Regions from separate parts of the Homo sapiens genome. Here regions 1 and 3 are each linked to region 2. A link is a contact called in ENCODE Hi-C or POLR2A ChIA-PET data. All regions are on one chromosome and are shown on one strand. The core of a region is the stretch at or near the end of the contact, and the rest is flanking DNA. Distances in the headings are between cores, read along the strand shown.

What was found. A loop is a pair of places that touch in the nucleus more often than their neighbours do. ChIA-PET counts read pairs that join two places held with the same protein, here RNA polymerase II (POLR2A). Pooled maps may share reads with other maps.
Region 1: a map with no recorded cell type shows a loop between it and region 2 (6-fold over the local background). The contact joins the promoter of LINC02280 here to the promoter of GPR132 in region 2. A Hi-C loop is called at or near these places in 8 of 37 single-sample maps with no recorded cell type and 10 of 50 pooled maps. POLR2A ChIA-PET finds 5 or more read pairs at or near these places in 3 of 52 experiments (CD8-positive, alpha-beta memory T cell, GM10248 and activated B cell).
Region 3: a loop to region 2 is called in a pooled map, with 2.7 times the contacts of the local background. The contact joins the promoter of INF2 here to the promoter of GPR132 in region 2. A Hi-C loop is called at or near these places in 5 of 37 single-sample maps with no recorded cell type and 9 of 50 pooled maps. POLR2A ChIA-PET finds 5 or more read pairs at or near these places in 1 of 52 experiments (activated T-cell).

The regions. Positions count from the first base shown.
Region 1 is chr14:104,664,036-104,668,241 of GRCh38, forward strand. It overlaps LINC02280 (long intergenic non-protein coding RNA 2280), which reads right to left and starts at 1,523. Exons shown (of 2, transcript NR_135293.1): 1 at 698-1,523; 2 at 1-74. RefSeq lists an enhancer at 1,453-2,215.
Region 2 is chr14:105,063,617-105,067,443 of GRCh38, forward strand. It overlaps GPR132 (G protein-coupled receptor 132), which reads right to left and starts at 1,814. Exons shown (of 4, transcript NM_013345.4): 1 at 1,763-1,814. RefSeq lists enhancers at 33-92, 503-642, 2,320-2,837, 2,513-2,682, 2,893-2,962 and 1 more.
Region 3 is chr14:104,687,217-104,690,969 of GRCh38, forward strand. It overlaps INF2 (inverted formin 2), which reads left to right and starts at 2,402. Exons shown (of 23, transcript NM_022489.4): 1 at 2,402-2,523. RefSeq lists enhancers at 396-1,383, 1,384-2,373 and silencers at 2,066-2,325, 2,426-2,515, 2,536-2,775, 2,866-2,915.

The DNA.
Region 1 (4,206 bases), core at 273-2,772, 400 kb before region 2:
ATCAGTAGGTTCTAGTTTAGAAACCCGGCTACAGAGTTTACACCTGAGTGTGGTCATTACATCTTTGCCGTTTCCTGATTTTTAGAAAAAAAAAAAAAAAAAACCTGTGATCTGAACCAAGGTAATTGATCTCCCTCCCTTCCTACAGGTGTCCACGCCCTTGGGGAAGGTTATAGGGGTTGGATGTGCTTTTGACCCCAAGGGCTCCCTACGTAGCCCAGGCCAGCCTGGGGCTTGGAGGAGGGCGGGTGAGCTGATGAGAACCTCCTCCATGCTCAGCTTCCACCTGCTGGCATCTGTGTGCCCAGCACACAAAGCCTGGGCAACGGGCGACTCCTGTGAGCAGAGCTTCACCCTCTTCCCCTCTCACTACCCCCCACCCCACCTGCAGCCCCTCTCCTCCCTCCCCTTGGTTCGAGATGACCCCAACTCCCCCGGAGATTTCTACTGGGATCTGGTTTGGTTTTTGCTTTTTATGATCCCCTAAACCCATCTTCACCTCCCTGCTAGGGCTCCCCAGGTTGACTGGGGAGGACCCCACATTCCCCATGATTCCACGCAGCAAAAGGCACTTCTGGCAGGAACCCGCATCCCAGGGCAGGCCCTGGGGCACCTTGGGCTGGGGAAGACTGCGGCCCCAAAATCTCCACTCCCTGCGCTGCCATCTGAAACACCACCATGATGGATAATGTCTTACCTAGGGAGAAGGCACCTGTGCTGGAAAAGGAGACCCAAGAGACCCGCCTGGACCGTGTGGGTGAGACCATCGCACCCTCCTGCCGAGGGAGAAGGCACCTGTGCTGGCTAAAAGGGGTCCCAAGAGAACTGCCTGGACAGTGTGGGTGAGGCCATTGCACCCTCCTGCCGAGACGGTGGGCCCTGCTACAGAGCCTGATGCCCCTGAGGAGCTGGGACCACTGTCCTCCCAATACACATACACACACAAACACACACAGAGACACACACCGACACAAACACACAGACACACAGAAACACACACAAACACAGACACACACACAGACACACACAAACACACAGACACACACAAACCCACACACACACAAACACACAGATGCAAACACACACACACAGACACACACACACAGACACACAGAAACACACAGACACACACAAACCCACACACACACACAGATGCAAACACACACAGACACACAAACACACACAGACACACAAACACAAACACACACACACACAGACACACAAACACACAGATGCAAACACACACACAAACACACAGACACACAAACACACAGACACACACACAAACACACAGACACAAGACACACACACAGACACACAGACACACAGACACACAGACACACAGACACAGACAACACACACAAACACAGACACACACATACACACACACAAACACACAGACACACACAAACACACACAGACACACACAGCACACAGACACACACACAAACACACACACACCCTTCACAACCTTCCTGGGCTCTTAGCATTTTCTGTGGGGCTGTCAAGGCAGGAAGATCCAGGAGGGACCCCAGGGCGGGGAGAGACAAACTCTCCCAGCTCAGGAAGGCAGTGTGCTTTCGCCTAAATAACTGAGTGAGCTCACACTAACAGGAAGTGTTTTGATTTTGCAGTCTGAGAGTTAATCCCGTCGCTGGCCAGACATGTTTGCTTTTAGGTTCTCTGGTGGCCCACAGGTCCCAGTTCTGAATGGAAACATCCCGAGGCGGCCCCTCCCCTCCTCAAACTGCACCCTCCCCGGGCATGGCGCTGCCTGCAGGCTGTAGAGAGGGCCTGGGCTTTTTCACACCTTGGGGAGGTGTAGACCAGGGAAAGGAAGAGGAGAAGGATGTGGGCAACCCTCCACCACCAGGGAGCTCCACCACCACTCCGCAGGCCCTGGCGTGGCACCGTCCCCGAGGGCTGGCACCGGGCTGGTGGCAGGCCTCAGCATCAGAGGGTGGCTGAGTCGCACACACCGCCCCTACCCCTCTTCCCGAGACTGAGCCCCTCTCTCTAGCCCCAGAGCAGGAGTCACCCCCAGCCCCACCAGCCACTGCCCATGAAGCTGGTTGGAATTGCCCTCAGCGGCCACAGAGGCCCCAGCGGGGTCCCCAGCCAGGCCGACATGCACTAGCAGCTCAGAAAGAAAGGCCTTGTGTCCAGTGACCTCCCCCAACCTCGGAATGTGGCCGTTCTCTCCTCCCATCCCTACAGTAGGGCTGAGGCTGTCCCGAGTACAAAGGCCTTTTGTCCCCACAACCAGCCCCCACCCGCCGAGGTGACACTGGAGCTGGGAGAGTGGCAGCCTCCATGGCGGCCACAGTGGCTCCCAGCTCCCCTGCAGCAGGGCCTCCCTCCTCCCCCAGGGCCGGGCAGAGGGCACCTGCAGGGCATCTTCCCCGGCACCCCCTGGCTGCAGAGCACCCTGGTGAGAACGATCTAATCGGAGAGCCCAGGCTTATACACAGCTTCTCTCTGCCAGCTGAGAATTTACGTTTCTGATTAACTTGTGTTACCCACAATACACTGTAGACTACAGAAGGCCAGGACCCTCTGAGGTGGTGCAGTGCCCCCAGTCTTGTTCTGGGTGAGGGCTCCACGGACCTCTTTATTTGTCAAAACTCATACACTTTAGTTCTATGCATTTTACTCTGGGTAAACTGTATCTCAGGCCAGGCGCGGTGACTCATGCCTGTAATCCCAGCACTTTGGGAGGCCAAGGTGGGTGGATCATTTGAGGTCAGGAGTTCGAGACCAGCCTGGCCAAAATGGTGAAACCCGTCTCTACTAAAAATACAAAAATTAGCCGGGTGTGGTGGCAGGCACCTGTAGTCCCAGCTACTCAGGAGGTTGAGGCAGGAGAATCGCTTGAACCCGGGAGGTGGAGGTTGCAGTGAGTCAAGATTGTACCACTGCATTCCAGCCTGGGCGACAGAGCAAGACTCTGTCTCAAAAAAAAAAAAAAAAAAAAAAAACTGTATCTCAAAAATACATGGCCACAAAAAAATACATAGTCATTGTTTTAAGACACCAGAAAATACAGGCAAGCCGAAAGAATTCTGAACAACCAACGGCCGCTGCCCGAGGCCAGTTGCTGTGATTGCAGGTACTTTCCACCTGTCCAGACGCCTCCACGCGTGTGACACACACGCAATGCCAACCACACAACGCAGGCCGCCGTGAATGCCACTTACATCTGTCAGTGACAAAACCTGACCGTGTTTCCACTAACTCTGACACAATATTTTAAATGACTGCACATTATGCTGTGTGCATAAGCCAATTTGTGTTCAACAAATCCATGTATTGTTGGAAATTAACCACTTCTGGGGTTATTCTTTCAGAATTCTAAACAGTAGGGCCACAAATATCCTGATAGCTTGGTCTTTGAGCACCTTTAAGGTGCTATCTTGAGGTAAAGACCCAGGATTGGTGTTGCTGGGGCAAAAGACACTCACCTGCATTTTAAAGGGTTCTTTTTTGTTTTTGTTTTTTTCTGAGATGGAGTCTCGCTCTGTCACCCAGGCTGGAGTGCAGTGGTATGATCTCAGCTTACTGCAACCTCCGCTTCCGGGGTTCAAGCGATTCTCCTATCTCAGCCTCCCAAGTAGTTAGGATGACAGGCGCCTGCTACCACACCTGGCAAATTTTTGTATTTTTAGTAGAGACAGGGTTTCACCATGTTGGTGAGGCTGGTCTCGAACTCCCAACCTCAGGTGATCCACCTGCCTCGGCCTCCCACAGTGCTGGGATTACAGGCTTGAGCCACTGTGCCCAGCCTTAAAGGGTATTTTTAATGCCTTATGGAAAGCAGGGGTTCCAATAGGCTTTCCAGTCCAGTCTCTTCCTTGATCTTTATAACTCCAAAGAGCCTGGCAGACACTGAGCCTGCGGGGGAACACGAGAACCATTCTGCCTTGGAAATAAGACTAACCTACTGGATGCAGACCAGAATGCAATACACCTTGACAGTGTAAAACTAATCCCTGGACTTCCGGCCGGGTGCCGTGACTCAGGCCTGTAATCCCAGCACTTTGGGAGGCCGAGGCAGGTGGAGCGCTTGAGGTCAGGAGTTCGAGACCAGCCTGGCCAACATGGCGAAACCCCATCTCTACTAAAATACAAAAAAAAAAAAAAATAGCTGGGCTTGGTGGCACGTGCCTGTAGTCCCGGTTACTCGGGAGGCTGAGACAGGAGAATCAC
Region 2 (3,827 bases), core at 564-3,063:
TCCGCCCGCCTCGGCCTCCTAAAGTGCTGGGATTACAGGTGTGAGCCACCACGCCCAGCCTGTTTTGTAACTTATGATGGAACTTTTCAGACAGACACAAAAGGACAGAGAAGGAGCCCTGGCCCCTGCCATGTGCAGGGAGCAGTTCCTCATTCCAGCCCATTTGTCAAAAACAGCTCCTCAGGCTGCTGAGGTCTGTCTTGTGGACTATCTGTAATTTCTTTCTTTCTTTTTTTTTTTGAGACAGAGTTTCGCTCTCGTTGCCCAGGCTGGAGTGCAATGGCACGATCTCGGCTCACCACAACCTCCACCTCCTGGGTTCAAGTGAGTCTCCTGCCTCAGCCTCCCAAGTAAATGGGATTACAGGCGTGTGCCACCACGCCCGGCTAATTTTGTATTTTTAGTAGAGACAGGGTTTCACCATATTGGTTACGCTGGTCTCGAACTCCTGACCTCAGGTGATCCACCTGCCTTGGCCTCCCAAAGTGCTGGGATTACAGGCGTAAGCCACCGCACCTGGCTGGATTGCCTGTAATTTCTAAGCTGTTTCACGGTTGCTGGCCATTCCTAGCCATTTCCGTCTTTTACTCCCACCTGCTTTGGCACCAGGCAAACCTATGACCTCTTTTCTGCCGTCACGTTTGAGACAAACCCTAGGGAGGGAAATGTGGAGTCACCAGCTCCAACCTCCCTGCTCCACCACACCCATCCAAAGCCCATTGTCAACTTTCTTATTTTTCCCAATTTGATAGTGTTGCCCAGGCTAGAGTGCAATGGCGCGATCTCGGCTCACTGCAAGCTCCGCCTCTCAGGTTCAAGCGATTCTCCTGCCTCGGCCTCCCAAGTAGCTGGGATTACAGACGTGTGCCAACACGCCCGGCTAATTTTTGTATTTTTAGTAGAGACAGGGTATCACCATGTTGGTCAGGCTGGTCTCAAACTCCTGACCTCAAGTGATCCGCCCACCTCGGCCTCCCAAAGTGCTGGGATTACAGGCATGAACCACCGTGCCCAGCCCCTATCCTCATCTTCTTCCAGGAGCCTCTGCTCTCCCACCTCGGCCTGGCCAATCTCCTGAAATATCATTTTGTGCTCAGCCCAACTGGCCAGTCTTCAGTGGTCAGTCCCAGTCCCTTGCAGTGGTACAGACCCACGTCATGCACTTGACAGAAGGTATTGGGCCCCCCGCCCCGCTGTGCCTGGTGCGCCGAACGCCACTCCAAAGGCCGGTGACCTGCCCAGCTCCAGGATCTTGTCACGTGACTGGGCCAACTGCCACTCACCGCAGCACAGCCCCCACTGCCCTGCTTTTCCCTCTGTGTAACCCCACAAGCAGCACAGGCCCCACAGAGAGAAGCCCAGCCCTTCAGTGCCCCCCGACCAATCACGGAAGCAAGTGGCCAAGGAGAGATTCCAGGGACAAAGTCCAGCCCCCTGACTCACCCCCATCTGGACCAGTAGCCAGGGAAGCCTTTTCCAGAAGAAAGTCTCCAGGAAGGTGGCGGTGACAAAGATACAATGGAAACTGTTGTCCCTCTCCCCCAAATCCTCCGGCCCCATCACATCTGTGGTCACTGGGGGTCCTGGGTTCTCTCGGGAGGGACCCCAGATTAAGAACCCTCAACAAAGCCTCCATCTTTACCAACAAATCACCTTTGCCTTCAGATCCCCCTCTGCCCGCCTCCAGCTCCCAGCCCCCAGCCCCATCCCAGAGCCTGGCCCCCCAGGCCCACTCCCCAGCACGCAGAGCCCAGCGACTTACCCAGGGCCCCGCCTGCGTGGCTAGCCTCGCACCCCTCCCTGCAGTCCTAGCTGAGGTTTCAGGAAGTAGCAGGGGTCTAATTATGTTCTGTCTAGAACTCCCCTAACCACAAACAGGGCTGAGCTAGGGGTTAGCCAACCGGGCTGGGGTATCTTACTGGTGATGACAGCATGGCCTCGTCACCTTCCTGAGGGAGGGAGTGGCAGGAAACCCCAGTCTTACCTCTTTTAGCAATAGCAGCACTCAGAGCCAGGCTCCACTCACTCAGGAGCTCCCAGGCAGGTGCTGGGGCCTGGCGCGGCACAGCGGCTGTCCGTGTGTCCCCAGACAGGCAAGGCAGGACAGGGGTCCTGGAAAGGCTGCAGGGAGGGGTCCTGGAAAGACAAAATCCAGCTCCTCTGCAGCTCAGGCCTGGTGTTGCCCACTCTCGGGCCAGGCAAGCACGGAGCAGGGTGACTTCCCAGAGGCTGTGTCCTCCCAGGAGTCCCTGTCCGGGGTGCCAGGAGTAGAGAGGCTGAGTGCGCCCACTGCAGCCCCGGGACCAGGATGGCACCTGCATGTCCTGGAAGGCTCGGCACAGCCACTGCACACAAGCACCCTCCCCTCCCCGCCTCCCTCTTCCTACATGGGGCAGGGCCGTGTGGGAAGAACAGCCTACTGCACACTCCACATTCCTCCCCCAGCCCTACCTCAACCCCTCCTGCATCCAGAACCAAGCCTGGCCTGGCCCAGGAGCCCTGCGGGTGGGCTTCTCTGTGAGGGGCCCTGTGGGAACTGGAGGGTGGGCAGGCAGGGTTGCCTGGGACAGTCCCCCTCACTGTGGGGCTTCCGGCCATGATGGGCCCAGTTTCCTTGGACAAAGCCAGCTGGCTGTGGACAGCACCTACAACTCCACTCACCTCCAGGCTGCTTCTGAGTTTCAGGGCACAGACCCACCCTGGTGCCCACTCCCGAGCCTGCCAAGCTCCATCCAAGCCAGGCTCTTTCAGCAGTGGGGACAGGGCCGGGCTGAGGGAAGGAGCTGGGGACCACAAATGTCTCCAAGCGACACTGCCCAGCACCGCAGCAGGGACGGTCACTGAGCGAAGAAGCCGCCATCCTGGGTGGGTACACCCACGGCCAGGAGAGGCCGGTGGAGGCCGAGCCCCCAGTCTACACTTTCCCCCAGACACGTGGATCACAGCTGCCCCCTGCTGCAGGGCCGCATGGCTGGAGGCTGCCTCCGAACAGCGATTTCAGAGGGTTTTGTGTGGGTGGCAGTGGAGTCCCTGGAAAGCTGGGCTTTCCCATTGCCCTGGCGGGGAGGCGCAGGTCTCAGGGCAGGGCCTACCTTGGCTTTCCAGAAACACTTGCCCAGGGGACAGTGATCCTCTAGGGGATCTGGTGCAAACACACGCCTCCACAGGCCACTGCTCATGGGGTCACTGGCCTCCCGGGTCTTTGGGCCAGGGCAGCCCCACCCTCGGAGCAGCAATAGACGAAGCCCACATCAGGCCAGTGGGGGTGATGGCCAGGGACAGCTGTGGGTTCCTGTCGCTGGCCCCAGCAGCCTCCTAGGACCTGCCCCGTCCTGCGCCCCACTGGGTGGTCTGTCACGTTCACCAGGCCTCCTCTGCGCCCCCGGTGAGGGGTCCAGGAGTGACATGCGGACCCGGCTCAGGCCATTGTCACCCTCCATGCCTTCTGGCCTTTGCCAGGCAGTCCGGGAATAGCCGATTCAAGTGAGGTCAGTTGAATCCTCTCTTTGGGTCCTTCACTGGGGTCTGGGAAAGGAAAGTTGGGTCCCTTGGGTGGCAGGAGCTGTGGGTATGAACTGGGGGGTTGGCAGCCGTGTACCGGCTCCCCTGCCCCTGCCAGGTGGAGAAGCCAGGCTGGGGTGGAGGGCAGGCAGGAGCCTGGGAGTCCAAACACTGACAGCCTGGGGGTGTGGACTGGCCCTGCCTATTCCCACCGGGCCTTCGGGACCAGTGGAGGCTGCCCCGGGCTGTGCGGCACCTGGGGTGTTGTCTCTGAGAAGCCCGTCAGGGAGATGGCTCTCCCTGCTCTGACCCCAGCAAAGCGATTC
Region 3 (3,753 bases), core at 1,152-3,651, 380 kb before region 2:
CCCAGGGCCAGGAAGCAAGCTCAGAATAGGGCCAGGATGGAGTCTGGGAGCGCTGGAGGTACAGAGGGTTGAGGGTGAGCCACTGAAGGAGAAGAGGAGGGGGCCTCTGTATGTCTCAGAAAATCAGTGCTCAAGCCGGGTTGAACCCTGCTGCCCCGGGCATGGTGGGTTCAAGCCTGACGGAAAACCCCCTTTCAGTGTCCACATTTCCACCCTCCCAGACCTCTGACCTCGGCCTCCACTCCACACACACACACACACATACACACACACACACACAGACACACACTCTTAATCAGGGCCCAAAGCCCTCCTCTGCACTCCCTGCCGACCCCAGGGACTTCTCCAACCTCTCTCCAACTAAATCACATTCACCCCACCTTCTTCACCCTGCTCCGGCCTGTGCTGGCCTCTCTGGACCAGGTGTGCAGCTCGGAAGCACGACTGGGTGCAAGGGAGACAGCCCCAGGCAGGAGCGGCCCTGGGGGCGCTGGGCCTCCCTCCCCCATCAGGGCAGGAAAGGTGGACCCCTCGCCCACACCTGACCTCCTACTCCAGCCTCTGAGTAAGGCTCAGGACTCTGACTTTCCCCCAGGCAGGTGGACAGGGGAGGGGGCTGCAGGTCAAAGCTCACTCCCCACCAACCTCCTCACATTCCTCCATTCACTGGATCAACAAACACACCCACTGCCCAGCACCGCTGCCAGGCATCAGCTCCCAACGCAGATGAGTCAGCCCCGCCCGTGCCCTCCAGGGTGGGGTGGTACCAGGGCAGGCACCAATGTTCGGGTCCAGGAGTGCACCAGGAGACCCAAAGCCCAGCTTGAGGGAGGGCAGGAAGGCCTTCTGCTCTGGAAGGGGCCCTGGAGCCCGGTGTGGAGGGCCGGAGGCCGGCCTTCCAGGTGCATTCCAAGAATTGCAGAGTGCCTGTCTAGGAGCAGCGGCCGCCCAGGTTGGAGGGTGTCCAGTGAGCGCCTGCCTTGGCTGGCTCCTCAGGCACACCCGGGGCTGTGGCCTGCAGCTGCTCCTGCACTGGGGCTGAGCCAGCAAACTTCCGGGGCTGGGGCTGCTGGGCAGGGCAAGGTCCGCACAGGGAGCAGACAGACGCAGCCTGCAATTCGGCGCTTATCCCCACCGGAGCGGAGGCACACCAAAGCCAAAGGACACGCAGCTGGCCTCAAAGCAGAAGCTGCATCGGGGCTGGGAAGCCATTCAGGAGCCCTTTTCTCTCCCCTCGCCCTCACCCTGAGCCCTGGCCGCCACGGCCCACACAGCAGGCCCTCCGGAGAGAGATGTCAGGACTCCGAGTGGAGACACTTTATCCGCATGTTCTTGACCCTCATACAGCCCTTACGGGTACTTATTCTATTTTACAGATGGGGAAACTGAGGCTCCACAGAGTCATATCCGAGCCTGAGGCCGCACAGGGAGTGCTGGCGCCGGTTCTCAGGGCAGGGGTTGTGTCTGCTCTGTCACATGTCACACGGGGGCTCCCCCAGGCCTGCCTTCCTCTGCCCTCCCTCTAGCTGCCAGTGGCCCCCAAACCCCAGGCCTGGTGCGCTGCTTCCTGCAGCTCTGACTGAGGGTCAGACGTCAGAAGGGACTTCCAGAGCTGGGGTCTGGCTCTCATCCAACCAGGCTGGCTTTCAGAGCCGACTATGGGCACGCCCCATGCTGGTCAATGTCGGCGGTGGGGGGATGGGTGCCCCCCTCAATCTAGGAGACAGATGAGGCCGGACAGCAGAGGGGTGGCAGAGAAAACCCACCCCATTGCGACACCTCCGCGGCCCTCATGCAGCTGTCTCCACCAACCGGCGAAGTGCGGCTGCCCAAGACCGCCGAGACCCCATCAAGGGTGGAAGGGGGTCAGGCAGGGCTGCGGAGAGGAGGCCACATGGGTGGCCTGGTTGATGGGTAGGCTCTCTCTCCCCAAAGCCTGGGAAGAGCCATCTCTGCTGAGGGATCCCCGAACGCGGGGACTCCGGATCCGGCTGGCTGGAACGGGAGTCCCGGGCCGGGGCAGAGAGAGGTGAGCGGCGCCTGGGAGGCCAGTCCCACCGGAGGATAGGGGTGTAGGTGGACGGGAGGCGGTGGAGGGCAGGGACGGGGCGGACAGTGGGGGCTGAGGCGGGAGACGGCCCCGATCTGCGCGTCCCACCCCCATCTCCGCCCACCAGGAGCCAGGCCAGCAGGGACCGCGAGGGGGCGGCCAGGTTATTCACGGGAGTGGGGAGACCCCTTAAAGCGCCCTCAGGGACCGGCCACAGTGGGCGGGGCCACCCCCAGCCACCCACCTCCCCCCCCAGGCCCCGCCCCCGGCCCGCGCTCGCTCCCCACGTGGCCGCTGACGGGCGGGGCGGCACCTCCTCTTCCTCCCGCCCGCCCCGCCCGCCCCGCGCCCGCCAGGAGCCACCGTCCGAGCCTTGCGGAGCGCGGCAGTGGGCGCCGGCTGCCCGCAGCCCCTGACCCGGCCCCGGACGGAGCGCCGGCCGCACCACCGCCCTCTGGCCGTTGCCTCACCGGGTAAGTCCTTGGCCTCGGGGTCCGCTTGGAGCTTCAGGGGAAACTGAGTCCGGGAGGAGGCAGGGGCGTGCTTGGGTCCAGGAGCGAGGTTCCGGGCTGCGGCGTGTGTGCCCAGGTGGCGGCGGGCGGTCCGGCGGCGCAGGGTACAGTTCCCGGGCGGGGACCCCAGGGCGCCCCTGGCCCCCCCGGCTCCGCGCGCCCCGCTCGGGACTATGGTCCTCCGCGCCGAGGCACCGCCCGAGCGCGCACTGGCCGCAGAGTGGTGGGCCCAGGGTCGGCCGGGCCTACTCCCAGGGCAGGCGGGATTTCCGCGCCTCGCGGCTGCCACATCCTGACCATGAATCAGCCACAGTTGGGAAAATAAACTTCAACTTCGGGTCCGCCGCCCGGGTGGCACCCCGAGGTGCGCGCCGGCCTGCGGCCCCACCCTGACTGCTTGGCTTCCAGCTGCCCACGCGCAGGTGGGCGCACAGGGAGCCCTTCCCACCCCGCAACCGCTGGCAGGCTTAGGGGAATCAGCCTCCATCACAGCTCTCTGTTCCTTTTGGGTGGGGTAGGATCCAATCCCTGTACGCCCCCAGACCCACCCGTCAACCCTCTAACTGGGGAGTCGCCCCAGGAGTGACCATGACTAAGGAGGGGAAGGCGGGGTGACCAGCTGTGTCCCTGACCGTCCCCAATGCCCCCTGGGGAGCACAGGCGTGGGGGGTGGTCTGTCTGTCTGGGCCTTCTGGGGCTCAAGCTCCCCACCCAGGGCTCCCGCAGCTCAGCTGTGACCACAGCATTACTGCCCACTCCAGCTGGACACACCAGGAGGCAGAGAGGCAGAGACCCTGCCCAGGCAGGGAACCAGGAACCCAGGAACCGGGCCAGAGGTCAGGCACACCCAGAAGGCGCTGGACGTAGGAAATTCCCTTACTGCCAGCCCTGCCCCTCCGTCTGGCACTGGAATGGAGCAGGATACTCGCCCTCTTCCGGCCTCAGTTTCCACATCTGCACTCTGAAGGGTGGGACAGCAGCTCAGGCTGGGACCTGCTCCCTGCCGCCCTGCACTGGGAAGGTGGGGTCCCAGAGCAGTGCCTCAGACCCCGAGGGTGCCACCCAGCCAGGGGCTTTTGGGGTGTCGGTGCTCAGCCCCCAGTGCAGCAAATAGTAGCATTGGGTTCCAGGCCTGGGGTCTGAGACCTCACACTGCTCCCACCCCTACCAGGGCAGCAGCAATTTTCTGTT